Linked DNA regions of Homo sapiens: region 2 is linked to region 1. Evidence: read pairs that join two places in POLR2A ChIA-PET (ENCODE). Cell type or tissue: GM12878. All regions are shown on one strand. Links, peaks and the distances in the headings refer to the core of each region. The heading gives the core; the rest is flanking DNA. Region 1 overlaps LOC124900954 (a long non-coding RNA gene). Region 2 holds the start of SUB1 (SUB1 regulator of transcription).

Evidence for each region. ChIA-PET counts read pairs that join two places held together with the same protein. Peaks named below come from ENCODE experiments on the same cell type or tissue, not always from the same donor. Only the 100,000 strongest peaks of a DNase experiment are listed, where the experiment ranks them.
Region 2: POLR2A ChIA-PET joins it to region 1 with 36 read pairs; 19 of 35 experiments call an interaction of 5 or more read pairs at or near these places.

The regions. Positions count from the first base shown.
Region 1 is chr5:32,524,347-32,536,642 of GRCh38, forward strand. It overlaps LOC124900954 (a long non-coding RNA gene), which reads left to right. Exons shown (of 5, transcript XR_007058719.1): 3 at 4,900-5,037; 4 at 7,476-7,570. Among named protein-coding and RNA genes, the nearest start is that of SUB1, 55 kb to the right of the region's middle. RefSeq lists enhancers at 7,311-7,420, 7,561-7,660. In GM12878, for the core only: no CTCF peak of the experiment used is centred there; DNase peaks (open chromatin) are centred at 7,385 and 7,945; H3K4me3 peaks cover 2,228 bases; H3K27ac peaks cover 2,221 bases.
Region 2 is chr5:32,576,501-32,588,796 of GRCh38, forward strand. SUB1 (SUB1 regulator of transcription) reads left to right here and starts at 9,057. Exons shown (of 5, transcript NM_006713.4): 1 at 9,057-9,125; 2 at 12,012-12,084. The coding sequence starts at 12,013. RefSeq lists silencers at 26-196, 9,231-9,330, 9,371-9,640 and an enhancer at 5,468-5,527. In GM12878, for the core only: no CTCF peak of the experiment used is centred there; DNase peaks (open chromatin) are centred at 7,311, 9,021, 9,616, 9,869 and 1 weaker place; H3K4me3 peaks cover 3,785 bases; H3K27ac peaks cover 4,778 bases.

The DNA.
Region 1 (12,296 bases), core at 4,319-9,318:
GACTGATTGTCATTAACAGCTGAAGGAAGGAGGGAGGAGCAGATATTGGTGGAGGAAAGGAAGATACAAAGTTTTTTTTTTTTTTTTTTTTGAGACGGAGTCTCGCTCTGTTGCCCAGACTGGAATGCAGTGGTGCGATCTAAGCTCACTGCAAGCTCCGCCTCCCGGGTTCACAACATTCTCCTGCCTCAGCCTCCTGAGTAGCTGGGACTACAGGCACCCGCCACCACGCCTGGCTAATTTTTTGTACTTTTAGTAGAGACGGGGTTTCACTGTGTCAGCCAGGATGGTCTCCATCTCCTGAACTTGTGATCCGCCTGCCTCGGCCTCCTAAAGTGCTGGGATTACAGGCATGAGCCACTGCGCCTGGCCCCTCAAAGTTTTGTTTTGGACATGCTGAGTTTGAGGTGCATGTGTCACAGAAGGGTCAGAAGCCAGGAAACAGTTGGAAGTGCAGCCTAGAGCTCAGGTGACAATTCGGGTGGAATAGCTTTTTAAATTTTCAGGACATTGGCCAGGTGTGGTGGCTCACGCCTGTAATCTCAGCACTTTGGGAGGCTGAGGCAAGCGGATCACCTGAGGTCAGGAGTTTGAAACCAGCCTGGCCAACATGACGAAACCCCGACTCTCCTAAATATACAAAAATTAGCCGGGTGCGGTGGCGGTCACCTGCAATCCCAGCTACTCAGGAGGCTGAGGCAGGTGAATTGCTTCAACCTGGGAGACGGAAGTTGCAGTGAGCCGAGATTGAGCCACTGCACTCCAGCCTGGGCAACAGAACAAGACTCCATCTCAAGAAAATAAATAAATAAACAAACAAATAAATAAATTTTCAGGACATGGATAGCAAGGGAAGCACAAAGCTAGATAAAATCACATAGGGAGAAAGAGCATAGGGTGAGAAAAGGGCTTGAGAATGAATCAACATTTAATGGTTAGTGGAAGGTGCCAAGGCAACTATAAAGGAGAAGGTAGAAAGATCTAGAGAAAAAGAGAACATGTAATCACACAATCAATACAAGAAATGAGTGAGGATGTCTGAGCCACACAACCACTCCTTTCAGTAGTACAAACAAAATAAATATTGGTGATGGCGGATCCAATAGTAATAAGGTGCTGTTTTTCATAACATGTTAGCTAACACTCTTGACCAACTGATAAGGAATGTTGCCTGAGCAAATGGTGAACTTGCAGCTTACCTTTGCCTGGTGATTCCTTGAAATGTGTGACTTGAACTTGCAAGGTAATTGGATCGGGTTCGGCTTTGGACCATCGTTCGGAATGAAGTGAACTGTTGACTTCTGGATCATTTATAAGATCCCAAATACCTTAACATGGTGCAGAAGGCCCTTCCTGCTGTGGCCCCTGACTCTTTTCTAATCTTATCTCTCACTGTTTCCCTTGCTCATCCTACCCTTCAAGCAATCCAATTACTTGAATATGCCAAGTGCTCCCTCACGCCTGCATGGCTTTCACTATGCTGTTTCTTCAGCTTGGAATACCAGTCTCTGGTCTAAAACCCTTTGCCAACTTCCCCTAGTCTTGGAATCATTTCAAATCTAATTGTGCGCAACACTATCTTTACCTACTGATGAAGGGAAACAACCTCACAATAGAGCTTCACACTACTTAAACTCCCCGTGAGAGAAAGAGTTAAAATCTTAGCGAAACCCCAGCTTTTTACAATTTTGCTGGACACTGTGTCCTATTTGATATGCATGCTATCAGCCCATTTGACCAAAGCCAGATTTTTTTTTTTTGAGATGGAGTCTGGCTCTGTCACCCAGGCTGGAGTGCAATGGCATGATCTCAGCTCACTGCAACCTCTACCTCCCGGGTTCAAGTGATTCTCGTGCCTCAGCCTCCTGAGTAGTTGGGATTACAGGTGCGCGCCACCACTCCCATCTGATTTTTTTGTATTTTTAGTAAAGACGGGGTTTTGCCATGTTGCCCTGGCTGGTCTCGAACTCCTGACCTCAGGTGATCCACCCACCTTGGCCTCCCAAAGTGCTGGGATTACAAGCGTGAGTCACCATGCCCCACCTGAAGCCAGACTTTTGAACTTACTCACTTCTAATCGTGTTTCTCCCTATTTGTGAAATAACATGAAATCCTTCTCCACGCCGGGCGCGGTGGCTCACGCCTGTAATCCCTGCATTTTGGGAGGCCAAGGCGGGCGGATCACGAGGTCAGGAGATCGAGACCATCCTGTCTAACACGGTGAAACCCCGTCTCTACTAAAAATATAAAAAATTAGCCGGGCGTGGTGGTGGGCGCCTGTAGTCCCAGCTACTAGGAGGCTGAGGCAGGAGAATGGCGTGAACCCGGGAGGCAGAGCTTGCAGTGAGCTGAGATCATGCCATTGCACTCCAGCCTGGGCAATAGAGGGAGACTCTGTCAAAAAAAAAAAAAAAAAGAAATCCTTCTTCCCTACCTCAGTTTCATGAAAACCTTCCCCTTCTTCACCTGTATATCACAAAATCCCTCCTCCCCTGAGTGTCACAAGACAGTTCTCAGCCAGGATTTTTTTTTTTTTGGTCAGCCAGGATTGAAAAAAAAAAAAAAAAGAAGTAAAAGAATGCTTGTCACATGACCTCTGTTGTTTCTTCCTTAAAATTCATAACCTCAGTCTAATCATGAGAAAACATCAGAAAAATCCAAATTGAGAAATAGTCTACAAAATACCTGGCACTCTTCAAGAGTGCCAAGGTCGAGAAAAACAAGGAAAGACTGTGAAACTGTCACAGATTAAAGGGGACTAAAGAGATATGACAAATGATGCAATGTGGTATCCTGGAACAGAGAAAAGAATATAGTGGAAAAACTGGAGAAATTGGAAGAATCTGAGTTTAGTGGAATAGTTAATAGTATTGTACCAGGATCAATCTTTTATTTTTGAGAAACGTACTGTACCATGGTATGTAAGATGTTAACATTAAGAAAGCTAAAAGAAAGCCGATAATCTGACGTATTAAAATAACTAAGGTGTGGCTGGGCATGGTGGTTCACGCCTATAATCCTAGCACTTTGGGAGGCCAAGGTGGGCAGATTGCTTGAGCCTAGGAGTTCAAGACCAGCTTAGGTAAAATGGTGAAATCCCCACTCTACAAAAAATACAAAAATTTAGCCAGGCTGGGTGGTGTGTGTCTGTAGTCCCAGCTACCCAGGAGGCTGAGGTGGGAGGACCACCTGAGTCCAGGAGGTCAAGGATGCAGTGAGCCATGTTTGAGCCACTGTACTCCAGCCTGGGTGACAGAGTGAGACCCTGTCTCAAAAATAAAATAATATAATATAATAAAATAATTAAGACGTGAAGGTCACCCGGCTTTTAGGTGGTGATCAGCCCCCTTCTTTCTTCCTTAGTTCTTGGTAATGACAAGTCCTGACATTAAAAATCTAATTTCCACACTACCTCTTTGACTATATCTCAGGCCATCTTGCCTTTCATGGATCCCACCCTCATCATCTGGCCTTCTAGTTCCCAGGACAATCTGAAGCTGGCTCCACTGCAGGGTCCTTGTGCTTGCTGTTTCCCTCTTCTTGGAACCTTTCCCCGCTCCCTCTTTGTAGAGCTGGCTTCTGTCTTTCAAGTCTCAGCTTCATGTCACCTTCTCAGAGAGGCCTGCTGTGACTACCTACCCCAATAATCTCTGTCACAGCACTTTTTGTATTTTTCTTCATTTCGCTAAGCATAGTCTACAATTTATTGATGTATTTGCAATCTTTCTCCCTTCAGAATGTTTGCTGTATGAGGGCAGAGACCAGGTCTATCTTGTTCTCTGTAATATCTACTGTCTCCGTGTTTTCCCATTTTTTTTTTTTGAGACAGGGTGACAAACTGAGACCATTTGCAGTAGTGTGAACATGGCTCACTGCAGTCTCGACCTCTGGGGCTCAAGTGATCCTCCCTGCCTCAGCCCTCCAAGTAGCTGGGACTACAGATGGGTGCCAACATCAAGTAGCTGGGACTACAGATGGGCGCCACCATGCTAGGCTATTTTTTTGTGTATATGTGTGTGTATATATATAGAATATATATTCTATATATTCTGTATATAGATATAAATATATATTATATATATAAATCTATGTTTTATATATATATGTGTATATATATATATATATTTTTTTTTTTTTGTAGAGATGAAGTTTTGCCATTGTTGCCCAGGCTTCCCTCAACATTTATATGTTGAACTCCTAACCCCTAGTGTGATGATATTAGGAGATGTGGGTCTTTGGGAATTGATTAGATCTTGAGGGTAGTACATTCATAAATAGAATTAGTGCCCTTATAAAAGAAGCTCCAGAGAACTCCCTTGCCCCTTTTGCCTTGTGAGGCCTTCTGTGAAACAGTAAGTAGGCTCTCACCAGATACCAAACATGCCAGTGTTGTAATCTTGAACTTCCCAACCACCAGAACTGTTAGAAATAAATTTCTATTGTTTATAAACTACCCAGTCTATGGTATTCTTGTTCTAGCAGCCTAAACAGACGAAGATGCCTATAATAGTTGTTCAATAGGCCGGGCGCGGTGGCTCACGCCTGTAATCCCAGCACTTTGGGAGGCTGAGGCAGGTGGATCATTTGAGGTCAGGAGTTCGTGACCAGCCTGGCCAACATGGTGAAACCCCATCTCTACTAAAAATACAAAAATTAGCTGGGCGTGGTGGTGGGTACCTGTAATCCCAGCTACTCAGGACGCTGAGGCAGGAGAATTGCTTGAACCGGGACCTGGGAGGTGGAGGTTGCAGTGAGCTGAGATCGTACCACTGCACTCCAGCCTGGGCGACAGGACTAGACTCCATCTCAAAAAAAAAAAAAAAAAGTTGTTCAATAAATATTTGTTAAATGAGTGCCAAAGGATAATTTTCTTTTTTTTCTTTCCTTTTTTTTTTTTAGGCTAAGTCTCCCTCTAAGAGTAAAAAACATGCTGCCATCAAATATATAGTGAGCATGTGTCAAATATCAATCTAACTCATTTAATGAAGAGACCAGAAAGATAATAAATCTGGTTGAAGGAGAATTCAAGGAACAGAGGTTTGTATAGCAGAAAAGACATGCTGAAATAAGTTAGCTAGGTTAAAGGGAAATCTAGTTTATGTCCTACAGGTTAATAAACTATAATCTTTAGGATTGTCTTTTCTGTAGAATAGGAATCATTTGGGTCTCTAACAGACAAAAACCTACAAGTTAACACGTAACTTCATAGAATCTGGACCCTAATGATAATAATTAACAAGTCAAACAAAGGTACATTCTCCAGATGAATAACACTTGGGTGGACCTGTTCGGACAATGCTCCAGCATGACAGTGAAAGGACATACAATTATCTTTTTGCCTTAATTCTAAGATTAGGACATTAAAAAAAATAGAAGACTAAAAAATATAGAATGAATGTACAAGTGCTCCAACTGAAGTTTGGAAAGGGGAGGTCAGTCTGTTGGGGGGCAAGGCACAGGGGCATCTGCTTCATCAGGTCTTCCCCCAAAGCCATCATCACTGGATCCAGCATTCATTCTTTGAGAGCCAGCCAATGTTTCATTTTCTCTGTGAAGTCTGTCTAGATTTTCCTCTCACTCCCTATCAGGCAAACTGAGGTGGACAAACCTTGTTTTCAAGATGGTGATTGTGGCCTGGCACAGTCGCTCAAGCCTGTAATCCCAGCACTTTGGGAAGCTGAGGTGGGAGGATCGCTTGAGCCCAGGACTTCAAGACCACCCTGGGCAACACAGTGAGATCCTGTCTCTGCAAAAAATACAAAAAGTCTGGGCCGGGCACAATGGCTTATGCTTGTAATCCCAGCACTTTGGGAGGCTGAGGTCAGGAGTTCAAGACCAGCCTGGCCAAATGGCGAACCCCCCACCCCCACCCCTCCGTCTCTACTAAAAAACCAAAAATCAGCCAGGCTTGGTGGTGCACACCTGTAGTCCCAGCTACTAGGGAGGCTGAAGCACAAGAATCACTTGAACCCAGGAGGTAGAGGTTGCAATGAGCCAAGATTGCGCCACTGCACTCCAGCCTGGGCAATAGAGCAAGACTCTGTCTCAAAACAACAACAAAAACAACAACAACCAAAATTCACCATGCATGGTTGGCATGCGCCTGTGGTCCCAGCTACTTGGGAGGCTGAGGTGGGAGGATGGCTTGAGTCCAGGAGGCTGAGGCTGCAGTGAGCCGAGATCGCACCACTGGACTGCAGCCTAGGTGGCAGAGCGAGACCCTATCTCAAAAATAAAAAAGATGATGATTGCTGTCAAGTCCCTAGATTTTTTTCCTGTGACTTGCTTATCCCTGGTTTGAGCCAAGACACTCTATTACCCTTGTTCCCCTTACTTCCCAGACCCTATTTTTGTCTGTGGATTATACATGAGAGCCCATGTGAGGATTCCCACAAATAATTGAGATGGGGTGTGAAGGAGAATTTGAAAGTGAGAGCCCAGTTTTTTTCTTTTTTTCTTTTTTTTTGAGATGGAGTCTCGCTCTGTTGCCCAGGCTGGAGTGCAGTGGAGCGATGTCGCCTCACTGCAACCTCCGCCTCCTGGGTTCAAGCGATTCTTCCGCCTCAGCCTCCTGAGTAGCTGGGACTACAGGCACACACCACCGCGCCTGGCTAATTTTTGTATTTTTAGTAGAGACGGGGTTTCACCATATTGGCCAGGCTGGTCTCGAACTCCTGACCTCGTGATCTGCCCGCCTCAGGCTCCCAAAGTCCTGGGATTACAGGCATGAGCCACCACGCCCAGCAAGAGCCCAGTTTTTACAAACAACAGATGAGTGCTAGGGGGCAGGACAACGCAAGTATGAAATGAGACCAGCTAATGAGACCAGCTGCACGCTGGTTATACAAGTATCAGAGCTGCTTTGTCCCTTGGTCCCATGAGATACTACTCTATAAAACATGCCCAAAAGCCAGCCTCACATGTCTTTTTCTAGTTTATTTATTTATTTTTGAGACAAGGTGTCGCTCTGTTGTCCAGCCATTGTATTCCGACTCACGGCAGCCTCGACCTCCTGGGCTCAAGTGATGTAGTTGGGACTACAGGCACACACTACCACACCTGGCTAATTTTTGTATTTTTAGTAGAGACGAGTCTCACTATGTTGCCAAGGCTGGTCTTGAACTGCTGAACCCAAGTGACCCTCCCACCTCTGCATCCCAAAGTGTCTAGTTTCAGAACTTACTTTATTCAGAGGTGTAGCTATCTTTGGGACCAAAACTGTGAGCACTGAACCAGCGACTGGCTTGAGAAGAAAGCATTTCCAAGGCAAATAATAATCCAAGCTGAAAACAGTCCTCTTAGTGCACCAGAAGGGACCTTTTGGCAAGTGGCATCTTGCCAGAAAATTAACTCAAAACAAATCCCTAACAGCTCAGAGATGGTGGAGGGGAATTTCAGAAACAGTCAGCAGGGCAGGGCCATGCAACTGCTTACAGGAATTGCCTCACTCACACTTTGATGTTGATTCTCTGCAGAGCTTCCGCTGCTTCAAAACGGCGTGCAGGAGTCAGAGACATTACATCAGGAAGATACTGCAGAGATATTCTACTCCATCTCATTCATTGTACAGGTGAGGAATCCAAGGGTCAGAGATTTTAAGGAATTTGTCCAAAATCACAGAGTGGAGAACTGTGAGTAGAACTCAGATCGCTTGTTGCCTAATTCAGGTGTTTTCAACCCCTTATAAATAAGCCAGGGAGGTGTGGCACCCACATGATTTGCTTTCTGGCTGATGTATCTCTATTCCTAACGCAGAGCTCAGGCATCAATCGGTAAACATGAGGAAGAGATAGATGCGGCTCTATCTATCTAGTGTATGGGAGCAGCATGTGACATTGTGATGAGATGTGTCAGCACAGGCACAATTTAAAGCAGTGCCATGGCAACCGGCATTCACTCTGGCTCCAGATAGCACCGTGAACTACAGGGTGTAGTTGAAAATGGCTTCTCACCTAGGGAGTGGAATGTTCCAGCCTCTGTTTCCTGCAGTGAGTGACTCTAAAATCTACCAAGCAATGTAGCAACGAGACTGGTTCAGATTATTTACCAAGGGTTGGGGGTTTTCAGCGTAACTCACAGGAGAAATAAACTTGGCAGCCTTGGGAATCCCCAAGAATTACTGTGACTATCTGCAGAGCAGTAGGGTTTTGCTTTCTCTTAGAGCAATGCATTCTTTCAGTGTCTTCCCGGAGAACTAATACTTCAAAGAGGTGCCCTGGGCACGAGGGGAAGGTAATGGAGAAGGGCACCACCATTTGTTTCTTATATATTGCAGAATCTGCTGCTACCCTCCCCACAAATTCTTTTTTTTTTTTTTTTTGAGACAGGGTCTCATTCTGTCACCCAGGCTGGAGTACAGTGGCACGATCATGACTCACTGCAGCCTCGACATCCTGGGTTCAAGTGATGCTCCCATCTCAGCCTCTCGAGTAGCTGGGACTACAGGTGTGTGCCACCACACCCAGCTAGTTTTTGTATTTTTAGTAGGGATATTGCCCAGGCTGTTGGCCAGGCTGGTCTTGAACTCCTGGGCTCAAGCAATCCACTCGCCTCAGCCTCCCAAAGTGCTGGGATTACAGCCTTGAACCACCACACTCGGCCCCCACAAATTCTTAAACCATGGCCGTAGACCAGAGGAGATCTGGAATGAGTTAAGTTTCATCAGTAGGGTTGAGTATTAGGGTCATTTGTCCTGAGATGCTAAAGCCTCCTTGATTTTAACTTAAATGCTCATATCATCGTTCCTGAAACAGAACTGAAACAGAGACCACCTATGGTCTCCAGTATGTACATGCTCTTTTATTTTTATTTTTGTGTTTCTAATTGTGCACGTTTGACTAAAGACTTCCAGCTTCCCTGACAAGTAGGTGTAGCCAGATGACCAAGTTCTGACCGTTGCACTATGAATGGAAGTGGTGCAGCTTTCTGGGGTGTGCCCTGTCTTTGGGCCTCCCCCTCTTTTCTTGGTTGGCTTGCAGTTGTATTGGTGGCAAGTCATCTTGGACCATGAGGATGAGGACAACCCCCCAGGAATGGCAGAGCAATAAGATATACTCATATAAAAATATTGCTACTTATTTTATCACTACTAAAAAAAAGAAAGTGAGAGGTATCCAATATGCTAAATAAAGAAGACTACTTCTGAGTAAAATTCTCAAAGCAGACCTGCACTACCAGTCCTCCTTTAAAAAAAAAGGTTGGGGGGCTGGGCGTGGTGGTTCACACCTGTAATCCCAGCACTTTGGGAGGCCGAGGCAGGAAGATCACCTGAGGTCAGGAGTTCAAGACCAGCCTGGCCAACATGGTGAAACCCCGTCTCTACAAAAATTAGCCAGGCATGATGGTGGGTGCCTGTAATTCCAGCTACTTGGGAGGCTGAGGCAGGAGAATCGCTTGAACCGGAGAGGCAGACGTTGTAGTGAGCCGAGATCGCACCTTTGCACTCTAGCCTGGGTGACAAGAATGAGACTCCGTCTCAAAAAAAAAAAAAAAATTCTTCCTATGTTAGCAGCTGAACCAATATCCTAACTAATAATAGCTCCACTAAAACTGCCGCCAGTCATGTTAAAAGTATGATTTAGGATGCATGGGACTACAAGTAACAAACAACAAGCCTTGCTAAAAGTAGCTTATAAAATTCGGAGTTTAAAAAATGATGCCATTTTACAAGAAATCAAGAGGAAACGTGTTCCCTGGGTTGGTTCAGTTTTAGGTTGTTGTATTAATTTCCTACTGCTACTATGATAAATTACCAGAAACTTGGCTTAAAACAACACAACTTTATTCTTTTATAGTTCTGGAGGCTGGAGTCTAAAATCAGTTTCACTGGACTAAAGTCAGTTGGCAGGGCTGTTTTTTTTTCTGGGAGCTCTAGGGAAGTTCTGTTTTCTTGCATTTTTTAGTTTCTGGAGGCTGTCTGCATTCCTTGGCTCGTGACTCCTTCCTCAAATCACTCCAACCTCTGGCTTCCATCATCTCCTCCCCTATTTCTGTTGTCAAATCTCCCTTTGCTTCCCTCTCATGAGGACACTTGTGATTACATTTAGGGTCCACCCAGATAATTCAGGATAATCTCACCCCAAGATCCTTAACTTTATCAAATCTATAAGGTAAAATTGATGGGTTCCAGGGCTTAGCATATGGATATCAGCCTACCAAAGTTGAGAAAAGGTTTTCATTTTCCTGCTCTGCCGTTCTAATGTTTTGGTGCCATCTCCCTTCATGGTTTTAAAATCACTTTGGACCAAGGTGGGCAGATCACCTGATGTCAGAGGTTTGAGACCAGCTTGGCCAACATGGTGAAACCCTGCATCTACTAAAAATGCAAAAATTAGCTGGGCACTGTGGTGGCTGCCTGTAATCCCAGCTACTCGGGAGGCTGAGGCAGGAGAATTGCTTGAACCTGGGAGGTGGAGCTTGCAGTGAGCCGAGATCACGCCACTGCACTCCAGCCTGGGCGACAGAGCGAGACTCCGTCTCTGAAAAAAAAAAAAAAAAATCACTTTGGAGCTCCCAAGCATTACATCCTCACCAGGCCATGTCCAGGCCAGGAAGGGAGGGGTGTTCCCATCCCGCATCTTTTAGGTATTAACGGAGATGTGCTTTGCCAAAAGTTCCCAGCGGAAGCCACGTCCGGTCCCGTCAGTCAAGAGTGAGTCAGCTGCCTGTGCTCTGCCTGCACGCTGAACTGAGAGTTTGGGTGTCCGGCAGTTTCAACGTCGGCATCACAGTGTCAGTGCTCCCACCAAGAGGCTGAATGACTGCTAGGGAGGCAACAACTCACTTTTATTTATTTATTTATTTTGTAGAGACGGGAGTCTCACCATGTTGTCCAGGCTGGTCTCGAACTCCTGAGCTCAAGCAATCTGCCCACCTTGGCCTCCCAAAGTGCTGGGATTACAGGCATGAGCCACTGTGCCAAGCCTAACAACTCACTTTTGAAAGTCCCGCAGGAGATTCCACAGGCACGAGTGACTCCAAAGAGCCCTTGTTTTCTAGCAGCCACAGAAAGCATGTGTGAGGCCAGGCATGGTGGCTCACGCCTGTAATCCCAGCACTTTGGAAGGCTGAGGTGGGCGGCTCACCTGAGATCAGGAGTTCGAGACCAGCCTGAGCAACATGAAGAATCCCCGTCTCTACTGAAAATACAATATTAGCTGGGCGTGGTGGTGTGCATGTGTAATCCCAGCTACTTGGGAGCTGAGGCAGGAGAGTCACTTGAACCCGGGAGGCAGAGGTTGCAGTGAGCTGAGATTGTGCCATTGCACTTCAGCCTGGGCAACAAGAGTGAAACTCTGTCTCAAAAAAAAAAAAGAAAAAAGATAAAAAGCGTGTGTGATGAGAAGATCTGGGGGCTAGGGTGGTGGTGTGGTAATGGGGTGATTTAAAAAAACCTTTTGACTGGAGATCTAGAATTCGAACTAAGCCAGGAACACATCCTCATCTATAGTGCTTCCAGGGCATCCATGTGACAGTTTGAATTGTATTCCCTCAAAATGAATATGTTGAAGTCCTAATCCCCAGTACCTCAGAATGTGATCTTTGCAGAGGTCATCAGATCACTAGGGTGGGCCTTTGTCCCATATGCCTGGTGTCCTTATAAAAAGGGGAATTTGGAGACAGACAGGTACACAGGGAGACTGTCATCTGAACACGAAGATGGCCATCTATAAGCCAAGGAGAGAGACCTCGACAGATCCTTCCCTCATAGCCCTTAGATGGAACCAACACTCCTGATATTTTGATTTTGGACTTCTAACCTCCAGAACTATGAAACAAGAAGTTCTGGGCTGGGTGCAGCCTGACCAACATAGTGAAACCTCCCTCTACTAAAAATACAAAAAATTAGCCAGGCGTGGTCGTGGGTGCCTGTAATCCCAGCTACTCGGGAGGCTGAGGCAGGAGAATCTCTTGAACCTAGGCAGCAGAGGTTGCAGTGAGCCGAGACCATGTCATTGCACTCCAGCTTGGGCAATAAGAGTGAAACTCCATCTCAAAAAAAAAAAACAAACAAAAAAAACAGTTCCTTTTGTTTAGGCCAGGGGCCCTCAACCCCAGAGCCATAGAACAGTACCATAGGCCAGTTAGGAACTGGGCTGCACTGCAGGAGGTGAGCAGTGGGCAAGCGAACACTACTGCCTGAGCTCCGCCTCCTGTCAGATCAGAGCTGGCATTAGATTCTCATAAAAGCACAAACCCTATTGTGAGCTGCGCATGTGAGGGATCTAGGTTGTGGGCTCCTTATGAGACTCTAATGCCTGATGATCTGTCACTGTCTCCCATCATCCCCAGATGGG
Region 2 (12,296 bases), core at 5,386-10,385, 53 kb after region 1:
ATCCCAGGTACTTGGGAGGCTGAGGCAGGAGAATCACTTGAACTGGGGAGGCAGAGGTTGCAGTGAGCCAAGATCACACTGCTGCATGCACTCCAGCATGGGCGACAGAGAAAGACTCAGACTAAAAAAGAAAAACAAAACAAAACAAAAAACCACCAACCAACCAACCAAACCAAAGCAAACAAAACAAAAAATAGAAGACAGAAAAAAGAAAACTATCCTCCAGAGTAACAGTTCGAATTCATAGAGGAAATATCTCATTTGAAAAAAAAGCTCCAGGTCTTTAGAGAAAATAAATTACTAACCTGATAACATATTTCAGCAGAATCTAATGTGGTAGATGTCTCTAGAAGTTTCTTTAAAGGAAAATTTAGAGCAAGGGCTAAAACAAGAAAGAGCAGAAAACTAAACCAGCAGGGCATAAGAAAGCAGAATTGTTGAGGAATTTGCTTAACAATTATAACAGTTGAAGTTCTTTTAGCGAATAAATTAAAAACTCGTTGGAGAGAAATTATTTACCGATTTCTTTACCTTGCTACTTTCTTCTGTGTGTAGATCCCAGTTTTTCTTGTTGGATGCTATGTCCCGGATGGACTTAGTCAGATATACTTCTGCAAGAGTTTCCATTTTCAGTATTGTCCTATTCAGGGATATAAAGTCAACTATGTCCTAGGTTCTGCCATGATAGAATACACTATTTAACTATTGAAGTCTAGGGCTTGATAATCTAGCAGAAGTCACCGAGGAACAAGAATGTCCATATAAGGGGTTACTAAAAAGCAGACCTTTTAACAAACTGAGATACCAGAATCAATACACCTGTCTTGGTTTGTTAATCATAGTTAAAATTTTGAAACCAAAAGCAACAAGCTGATCTTTCAAACAAGAAATACATTAACTGAAGACACAATGATGTGAAAAGACCACTGTGAAGTACCAGTGGTATGAAAAACTCAGGATGTGATTGAGTAGCATTGTAATCTTGACCCCGGGCTGCTAGTTTCTCTGACAGTTCAGAGGTGAAGAGTCTGCATAACTATGCTAAACTGTAGTACTCTGAAGGTATTGCCAAATTAAATAATTTGGGTTTCTCAGTGCAGGTATCACTCTCTCCTGTGATCTCTGGCTAAGCAGGGCTGTTGGCAGATCAAGTTCTTGTTTCAGTCGAGACCATGATGGTATCTGATTGTCTATTCAGTCACTATACGTAACCCATTGGCTAATACATCTCATGCTATGCTTCCTGCAAGGGGTGTGATGGTCAACCAGCCAGCCTAGTGCTGGGCCCCAGCTAAGAGGTAGATACTTGGATTGGATTTTTCAAATTCTTTTTATTGACTATCACAAGCATAGCAACATAGTATGCATGTTAAGTATTGAGCACTCCAGAAAATTTAACACTTAAATAGACTGTCTTTGTAACAGGTAACACATAACATGTGAAACCAGAACACATAAATGAACTATCCTCCATAGTAGTCTTCTTGGGACATTACATATTTGTTCAAACAGTGATCCCACATTTGCACTCAACATTTTTTCTTTTTTGTATTTGTTACCAGGGCCAATTAGTAATCCATAAAAGGATATCATTTTTATAAATTTCTTAATTACTCATATTACTGATCATGGAACTTAGAAACCTTTTTGCTCTTTACAAATAGAAATTAACTGCAAAAGCTAAAGATTTCTTGTTGCTGGGAGCCTGTAAAAGACTATGCCTCAAGCTCTGACAGCCATTCTCAAAGAGGAATTCTAAAAGTTAACTTTGACCAATGTCAGAGTCATTACAATGTTTTTGCAGCCTCCAAGAAGACGACTTTTGAAGGAGAAAACACTCATTTGAATGTAAGTTACAGCATATTTACTAGAAAGTAATTACACTATTTTATAGCACATTAAATAAGTCAGGTATAGCTAGCAGGAGGAGTTGTGCTATTCACCTACTAAAGACGGTGTACATATATTTGCTATTACAAAATGCGTTCTTCTATAAAAGGTGACACTGCATTTCTAATGAAAGTTGGATCTAAGAATAGCTCCAGTACCAAGTTCAGAAAAGTCACCCTAGGGGAGAAATGCTTAGCAGTTTGTATTTAAATAACTTCCTTAAATATATTGCTGTTACTCATTGCATATGACTTTACACGTAATTCATGTAATTCATATTTATTTATAATTACTTGAGTGAGAAGGAGTATTAAACTTTTGGAATTACATATTCTTAGCTTTTTTAATGTTGTACTATGAAAGTTCATTTTTGACGGTAGATAAAATACAAGGGTCTGTAGCAACTTGTTTGGTGGAAGAAAATTTTAGCGCATGGGTCATAGCGCTGCTATGGGGAGCAAGTTCAGTCCTTCCTTTTCTCCTCTCATCCATATTAAATTGCCCACTTTGGTCTCCAGATGACCAGCATTACCACTATAACTGCTGACAGAGGAATTTCACTCTGTTTGTTTTTGACTGCCATTGTTGGCTTTCTGATCTGGGATTATGTCTCATTGAAGCCAAGCCTACATAACACCAGGTGAACACTGTTGCTGGTTTCTTCCTCTCTGTCTCTAGGCCTAACACTCCAGGGTTTAGCAGGGCAGGAAAGGAAGAAGGAAAATTATTTTTCCCAGCTTCTTCAAAGCCTGTGAAGCAAGGATTTTTTTTTTTTTAAGACAGAGTCTTGCTCTGTCAGCCAGGCTGGAGTGCAGTGGTGTGATCTCAGCTCACAGCAACTTCACCCTCTCTCAGCTCACAGCAACTTCACCCTCTGAGGTTCAGGGGATTCTCCTGCCTCAGCCTCCCAGATAGCTGGGATTACAGGCATGTGCCACCACACCCAGCTAATTTTTGTATTTTTTAGTAGAGATGGGGTTTTGCCGTGTTGGCCAGGCTGGTCTTGAACTCCTGGCCTCAAGTGATCCACCTGCCTCAGCCTCCCAAAGTGCTGGGATTACAGGTGTGAGCCACCGAGCCCCACCCACAAGGCTTTTTATGCCTTAACTTTTTCTCACATCACTGCATCTGATGGATATAACTCACACCCTACAAAGAGTAGGTGCTCCCTGTGTCTCCTCTTGGGGAGAGTGTATATTGCCCCGTCTTAGTCTGCTGTAATAGAAATAACATAGACTGGGTGGCTTAAACAACACTTATTTTATTCAATTGTGGAGGCTGAGAAGTCCAAGATCAAGGTGCCTGCATATCTGGTGAGGGCCCACTTTCTGGTTTGCAGATGACTGCCTTCTTGTTGTATCTTTACATGGCAGAGAACAGAGACAGAATAATTAAGCTCTCTCTTGTCTCTTCTCATAACAGCATGAATCTATTTATGAGGGTTCCACCCTTATGACTAAGTATGCCCCAAAGTCCCCACCTATAATACCATCCCACTGGGATTAAGGGTTCAACATATGAATCTGGGGGAAAACACAAGCATTCAATCCATAACAACCCTCTTACCTTGTACTGTCTCCCTTCCCAGTTCTTCAGACTCACTAAACTGGAGGATGCCCAGGTTTTTGTTTTATTTGTTTTCTCTTTTGCATGTATGATCCACATGGCCCCATCCTAGGTGTTCCTAAAACCTCTAGACATCCAGAGCCACCATATCTTTTAATATCCAAATTGAATGGTTGGTGCTACCATTCCATGTGCCGTGGGACCTCCAGAATTCTTAAGTTTTCCCAAAATAACCTGGAAGGAGTTATGTTCTCCTAGTCATTCACGCTGTGATCTGCTTTCCTGCTTTAGCCTGGAGGTTAAACCAGAGGCGGCTGACCTCCCTAGGTGCCCACCACATCCCTGGCACATAAGCCTGTTCCTCTCCCTTTCTTTCTTGTTTCCTCTTCTTTGTATATTACTGGTATGTCTCTTGTGCTACAAACTCAGGCTCTCAGGAAATGTGACTTTCTTCATTTTCTTATGATTGTGTTTAATGATCACCATTTCACCTAGTGGTAAAAGCTTAATTGTGGCCAATTTCAGGTCAAACTCATAATTTCTCCCTTTCCCCCTTTCTCTCCTAAATTCTGGACAGAGGTGGGGTAGGATTACATGGTGTCAGAGCACTAAGGGTAGTGGTAGAGTCTGGCCCATTTTCCCCATCTGTCCATGACAGCCGCATTAGTCTGTTCTCGCATTGCTATAAAGATTTACCTGAGACTGGGCAACTTATAAAGAAAAGAGGTTTAATTAGTTCATGGTTCCACAGGCTGTGCAGGAAGCATGGCTGGAGAGGCCTCAGGAAACTTACAATCATGGTTGAAGGAGAAGGGGAAGCAGGCACATCCTACGTTGCTGGAGCAGGAGGAAGAGAGACAAGGGGGAGGAGCTACACACTGTTTTTTTTTTTCGTTTGTTTTGTTTTTTAGATGGAGTCTCGCTCTGTCGCCAGGCTGGAGTGCAGTGGCATGATCTCGGCTCACTGCAACCTCCGACTCCCTGGTTCAAGTGATTCTCCTGCCTCAGCCTCCCAAGTAGCTGGGATTACAGGCATGTGCCACCATTCCCAGCTAATTTTTGTAGTTTTAGTAGAGACAGGGTTTCACCATGTTGGCAAGAATGGTCTCGATCTCCTGACCTCGTGATCCACCCTCCTTAGCCTCCCAAAGTGTTGGGATTACAGGCATGAGCCACTGTGCCCGGCCGGTGCTACACACTTCTAAACAACCAGATCTCGTGAGAATTCACTCACTATTACGAGAACAGCAAGAGGGAGATCTGCCCCCAGGATCCAATCACTTCCCACCAGCCCCCTCCTCCAACATTGGGGATTACAACTCAACATGAGATTTGGGCAGGGACACAGATGGAGACCGTATCATTGGCCTTTGCTTAACAGTTCATCTTGTCTGATTCTTGATCCTTCTCACTTCTTCACACTGGTATTTGTTGAGATGTCCTTTGTTACAGCACTCTATGCAAGTTGAGGGTGGTGAGATTTCCTCTTCCTCACTGCAAGTCCTCCCCAGGTCTGCTGGCTGTCACTGACACATCTGTGCCACTCTTGGCCAAAGAGAAAGACATTCCCCTGAATGCTGCAGTACCCTGGGGCATCTCTGAACTCGGTGAGGAAGCCTGAGGTCGGCCATCCTGACACACCACACAGATATCTCTACCCCAACTCTGTGGTGGAGGGAGGGGCGCTTGGGTTGCAGAGGAGCTCGGAGAGCTCGGCTGCCTGGAAAGCAAGGCACCAGTTTGCTTTGCTCTCTCAGATCCCTAAGCCCTCTGGGAATTTGATGCTTCCTTCCTTCCCCAGGGCTGGTGTGGGGACAGACAGCAGAACTACTTCTCTACTCCTTAGACACTGAAGAGGGGCCTCATCTCCTTTCTCTTCTGACTCCTCCCTTTCACAGTTGCAATAATCTCTACAGGCGAGTGGGGTGGGCTAAAAGGAACTATTTTTGTTTGTTTGTTTTTGAGACAGGGTCTCAAAAACACCCAGGCTGTCACCCAGGCTGGAATGAATGCAGTGGCGCACTCATGGCTCACTGCAGCCTCGACCTCTCAGGCTCAAGCAATCCTCCTGCCTCAGCCTCCTGAGTAGCTGAGACTACAGGAACTTACCACTACACCCAGCTGATTTTTTTCTTTTTCTTTTTCTTTTTCTTTTTTTTTTTTTGAGATGGAGTCTGTCTCTGTCACCAGGCTGGAGTGCGGTGGCATGATCTTGACTCACTGCAACCTCTGCCTCCTGGGTTCAAGCGATTCTCCTGCCTCAGCCTCCTGAGTAGCTGGGACTACAGGCACGCACCATCACGCCCAGCTAATTTTTGTATTTTTAGTAGAGACGGGGTTTCACCATGTTGGCCAGGATGGTCTCGATCTCCTGACCTCGTGATCCACCCACCTGGACCTCCCAAAGTGCTGGGATTACAGGCGTGAGCCGCTGTGCCTGGCCCATTTTTTTGTATTTTTTGTAGAGACAGGGTCTCACTATGTTGTCCAGGCTGGTCTGCAACTCCTGGGCTCCAGTGATCCACCCACCTCGGCCTCCCAAATTGCTGGGATTACAGGCAGGATCCACAGCACCCAGCCAGAAAAAAACTTTAATAGCACATTACCTTAAATCTGTAATTTATGCCTGGAATCCTAATAGTTTAAAAAAGTCAAAAGCCAAGAATCTGGTCTGTGTGTTCTGGTCTAACATCCTTCTTCTAGTCAAATGCTGTAGCTGAGAAAACGGGGGATGGGGAAAGAGTGAAGGTCAGAAAGCAGGAAGTGCTAGTAACAAAAGCCACATTGGGTAAGATTTCAAAATAATATCCTGATACTTGAATAAGCCTTTTTCGGAAGCTTTGAAAGAAGTGAGTAACGGAGGGTGTCGACAGCATAAGGCCTTGGAGGGAACCGCATTAACAGTCCCGTGCCATACTCCAGGCCTCCAGGAACTTCTTCCTGGCAGTCTCCTCCTCAAGCTCTGTCCCTTTCATAGTTTGTGAGCTATTTCCCTTCTCAGCCCTACTTCCCAGTCTACCTCCCTTTCTGGGACACCTACAGATTCTCCAAATTCAGCACATTCCTTTTTGTGCCACCCTCTTCTTCCAGACCAAGGCTTGGAGTGGAAAGTGGGAGTTCTTTCACTTTTAAAGATGCCCTCTAGGAATTTGCCTATAAAAGGAGCTATTCCCCACCCCACAATGTACAAATGCATGTGAATTACACCTCCTTCCCATTCTATTATTTGAAAGCAACTGCTGTCTTTTTTTTTTTTTTTTTGAGACGGAGTTTCGCTCTTGTTGCCTAGGCTGGAGTGCAATGGGTGTGATCTAGGCTCAGTGCAGCCTCAGCTCACTGCAACCTCTGCCTCCTGGGTTCAAGCGATTCTCCTTGCCTCAGTCTCCCGAGTAGCTGACATTACAGGTGCCCGCTACCACGCCCGGCTAATTTTTTGTATTTTTAGTAGAGACGGGGTTTCATCAGGTTTGCAGGCTGGTCTCAAACCCCTAACCTCAGGTGATCCACCCGCCTCAGCCTCCCAAAATGCTGGGATTACAGGCATAAGCCACCACGCCTGGCCCCTATTTTGTTTAAAATAAAAAAGTTTCCTTCCTCTTTCATCTATGTAAAAAATTATTTTTGTTTATTTTCTTGAGTTATGTTTACCTTTTAAAAATGGGCAACGCTTAGGATCAAGGATTTTCGATTAGTTTTACAAAGTACCACACCCAGGAAAATTGAGCCAACAAATTTGCATGCAAAGTTTCAGGTCTCCCTACTTCTAAAAATGCATACCTCCTTAACAGCTCTCCACCTCCGACGCTTAGAGAACCGAAACCCAAACCTACAGCAGGCACACTGCCCAGGTTCCCTCAGTGACACAGAAACTGAATGAAAACTTGTTAAAGCAGGAAGGGTTGCAGATGGAGGGGATACCATATTAGTTTAAGTGTACGTGGTTTACCTTGAATATTAAGCATTTCTTTAGCTAGGTGTGGAGCTGCGCAGTGTCCCATGACAATGCATAATGTCAGTGTTTCTTTTCTTTTTTTTTTTGAGACGGAGTTTCACTCTGTCATCCAGGCTGGAGTGCAGTAGTACAATTTCAGCTCACTGCAACCTCCACTTCCCAGGTTCATATGATTCTCCTGTCTTACCCTCCTGAGTAGCTGGGCACACGCCACCACGCCCGCCTAATTTTTGTGTTTTTAGTAGAGACGGGGTTTCACCATATTTGTCAGGCTGGTCTCGAACTCCTGACCTCAGGCGATCCACCCGCCTCGGCCTCCCAAAGTGCTCGGATTACAGGGGTGAGCCACCGCGCCTGATGTCAGTGTTTATTTTCATGGCTTCTTTTATTTCATTATGATGGAGAGTTTCACAACAAACTAAGGGATTAGTTTGTATTTTTGTCAGCATTTAATCCTTTAAAAGTCAGGTAATTCTAGAAAGGGACGTGTGGGGGATGCTTTCACGTTTAGTGTTCAGACTTTGATTCCATCCGCTGTGTTCTTTGCGTCTCAACCCCATTACACATTCCGCTCCCAGCTTTAATGTTTGCAGGGAATATATAACTCTCTTCTCCTATAAGGGTGGGATGGGTGGGAACCACAGGTCTAACTGCTCCATATGTAGATCCAAACACTCCTCCCTTTCTGCAACCCACTGCCCTTCCTTAGCCTCTGTGGCATCTCCGATGTGCAATTCTGAGCTTCGACAGGATTCCATCCTCTACTTTGTAAAATCCCATACCATTCCTCTACCTGAGGCAGGAAAATAGGGTCTGGAGGGAGAGAACATAAGGACAATTCACGCTTCAGCTGTAACAGGAAATATCCTCTCCATAGGGCGTTAACTTTGGTTTCCTCGTCTATAAAATGGAGAGAACAGTCATTTCTGCTTTGGAACATGCTTGTTAGGATGAGTAATGTAAATTGCCTCCTGCAGCGTCTGACACGTAGTGGGTGCTTGATAAATCTTTGTTAATAGATATGCCTTTATATTGATTCTTAGCTGTAGGAAGTATTCATTCAAATACATATTCAAATAATCTTTTAGCTATATTCCTGCTTGTATATGGATTCCTCTTGCCTTCTGTGAACTCCCTTACATCTCCAGGACTTCAATACAGGAATAAGGAGTACTCCAAAGATTTCTTGCACTTTCTGGAATTAAACGCTGTGACTTTAGCTTCCTTCCTTTGGATTTTAGGAGGCAGAGGCATGTATTGAGGTGGGTGAAGTGGGGTAGGAAGACCATTTCTGGGAAAATGGGCCAGAGTATTGATCTTTTTCATTATGACCCCTTCGCTTCATTAGAGTAAACATTTATTGAACAAACGCAAAGCTTGGCGCTTGTCACTCATGTTTTATTGGCGTTTTCCTTTTTTTTAATTTTTTTTTAAGCTATCTCCTACAGGAAGGATATTAGCTCTTTCATTCTCTCAAGGGTCAGATGTAATCTTCCAACATCTGACTTTCGCGTCACCCATTTAGGAAGAGACGCGGTCCCTTTAAGGCCCTGGAAAGGGTCTAAGTGTTGGTTTCTGTGGGGAGGCCACGCCCCATCACGTGACCGCAGCCCCAGCGCGGCGGGGCCGGCGTCTCCTGGCTGCCGTCACTTCCGGTTCTCTGTCAGTCGCGAGCGAACGACCAAGAGGGTGTTCGACTGCTAGAGCCGAGCGAAGCGTGAGTGCGCGGGACCCCCTACCCCTACTCCTCGGGGCCCCCACCCTCCCAGCCGGGCCGTGAGCTGCCTTCGGCCCTCCACTCCTCTCGCCGGCAATGGCCGCGGGAAATGGCGGCTCTGCCTTACCTCCCCCTTCCCCTCGGCGTCCCCGGCCCCCTTCTCCGTTTCTGACTCCACGCCTGACGCGCTGTGGGCCCTTCCGCGGTAGACTCCTGTCCCCGGGGAGCCGAGTCGAGGCGGCGGGCGCTGCGGCCCGGGGCGGTAGATTGAGGGCGGCCGGGGAGTGAGGAGTCGCGGGGAGAGAGTCGCGGCGTCCCCGGGACAATGCGGCGGCGGCCTGCCTAGGTGGGGCGCGTGCGGTTACCTACTCTTCCCCCGCCCCTCGCCCTGAGCGGGGCGCTCTGGAGACTGGGAGAGCGGATGCGGGCGGGAGGGGGCCGGGGGAAGAACGGCTGATGTGCAGGGGGAGGGAACGCTTCGAGAGAAGAAAATGGCGCTTGGTGCAAATCCCGCCCCTTCCCACGCCGTCTTCTCCGCACTTCGCCGCCTCCCACGCCCCCTCCGACCAACCTGTCTCCCCTCGCCCGAGCGGCTGCTAGCCACGGGGTTCTAGCGGCTTGCTGGGGCCGCGCGACCCCTTCCCTGGTCTTGTGCTTGTCACCTTCCTGTTATACCGAAGTCGTGTGCCCTTCAGTCCTGGTTCATTTTCACCTCGTTTTTTTCTGATCTTTCCCTCAATCAGCAAAGGCTGAAGATTTCGTTTCTCTTTTTAAAGTTGCGTTTTGTATAAATTCTACAATAGTGGTTTCAGTATCAGTTACTTGAATTACAAGCTGCTTCTCCCCCCACCCCCACATTGGAACAGGCTCATTAAGGTAAATATATATTTGTTAAAAGTTTAGAGGCTGGTTTTAGTTACCGTTACCTTTCTTCTCCAGTGGACTTCTTTGGGTTGAGTACCAGGTGGTTCTTTGAAAAATTCTTAGGCCCCCAGGCAGTTTTTGATAACAGACGGTAGTTATGATCGACAGTTTCAAAGTGAAAAATTATGTTCAATTTAATTACCTTTTTAAAAAATATCTTTTTGTCGTATTAATTAGCATAAAAAACTTAACTAAATTGATTTTAGAGATGAGGTTGCAAAATGGAGCAGAAACAGGAAAAACGGATAAAACGTGGTCATGAACATTGCTTTTCCCTTCTGAATTTACCCTTGAAGACATTACCAGTTAAAATCAGATTGAGCTTTTTGAATTTAATGGCTAGGATTGGGGTGGCCCACTTCTTTTTCCTTGACCTCCTATTTTGGAACATATGCAATGTCAGTGCTAATGCAAGTTTCATCTAGAGAGCTAGATTATTTATGATTTTTTTTTAAGGAGGAATTTTAAGTCTTTTTTTCTTGTATTAAACAAATACAGTGTGTGATGTGTTTATTAGGCCCTTTAACGCATACAGAAATTAGCTAATTTATGCCTAGTGTTCCATTATTGGAACGCTAAGCATGTGGGAGTTATTTATGTGCTACTGCTCAAGATCATCGCCAAGGTCTGCTTGCATAAATTCAAAAAATTGCAACCTCTGGCATAAATGGGTTAATAGGACCTAATCTCTTCTGAGATGGGGAGAGCAAAAGATATTTTGATAATCAGCGTTTTATGACCTGGTGTTATAAGTGCCTTGAATAGAGGTATCCACGTATCTTGGAATTCCTTGAAATTTGGGGCTTAGGCTTACTGATAGTTTGCTTTCTGCAAACTTGCACTCAGGCACTCAGTAAACACCCACTTGTAAGCAAGGCACTAAGTTATCTATGTCTCTGGGGGGACCTGGGAAGTTACCAGCATGGTAGGAATTTGCGGGAAGGTTTTGCACCTCCCATAAATAGGTTTTGCACCTCCCATAAATAGGTTCTTCAAATTTTAATTATGTTCCAGAGTAGAAAAATCTGTGTAAAATGTAATGAATTGCTGTGAATTGTGTAAGATTTTTTTTTTTTTTTGAGATGGAGTCTTGCTTTGTTGCCCAGGCCGGAGTGCAATGATGTGACCTTGTGTCACTGCAACCTCTGCCTCCGGTGTTGAAGCGATTCTCCTGCCTCAGTCTCCCGAATTGCTGGGACTACAGGTGTGCCACCGTGCCCTGTTAATTTTTGTATTTTTAGTGGAGATAGGGTTTCACCATGTTGGCCAGGCTGGTCTCGAACTCCTGACCTCAGGTGATCCGCCTGCTTTGGCCTCCTAAAGTTTTGGGATTACAGGCGTGAACCATCGTTCCCGGCCTGAATTGCGTATAATTTTGTGTACTCTTGAATTAGTACCTGTCGTTATTTTGGTGATACGGCCAAAAAGTCAAAATATGAATAAAATATTATGTAAAAATTAATTAGATGTCACATTTGCATAGTACAGCTAGTTCCCTGTTGTGTAAATGTTGGGGTCAGTTCCCCATAGTGAATAATTTTACGTTAGTTCCAATCTCGTTGATGAGAAGTCTAAAGCAGTAATAGTAGAATTACATTTCTTCTGGTTTTAATAGTAATTGTTGTCTGCTGCCTTCTTGCAGTTTACCCTACCCATAGTGTGTAATGCCATTAAAACGAAGTATAGAAAGATCCATTGGCCTGGAGAAAGGTTAGAGGTGTAGGAGTGTATGACATTTAGTTCATTGTTCTTACTGGGTTCAGCACATTGCACCCTGCGTGTTATTTGCAACTTAAAAGGGTATAGATTAAAACTTGTGCTCAGTGTAACAACTCAGTACCACAAAAATGGTAGAATGAACCGTGGAACTTGTCCTTGATTTTTTTCTTTGATTGGGGGAGAGCTAAGTTGAAAGTAGTAGAGTACCTTATTAATTATTTTTGTAATGTATTTTTCTTTCAGGATGCCTAAATCAAAGGAACTTGTTTCTTCAAGCTCTTCTGGCAGTGATTCTGACAGTGAGGTTGACAAAAAGGTGACTACTGCTGCACCAAGTCATTTTGGTGATACTCAACAATATTGTCCATATCCCATTCTGAAGGATAGTAAAAGGTGTATTAACATCTTAAAATGAGGATCTAGCTGGGCGCGGTGGCTCATGCCTGTTATCCTACTTCTTTGGGAGGCCGAGGTGGCAGGATTGCTTGAGGCCAAGAGTTCAAGACCAACCAGGCTAACATAGCAAGA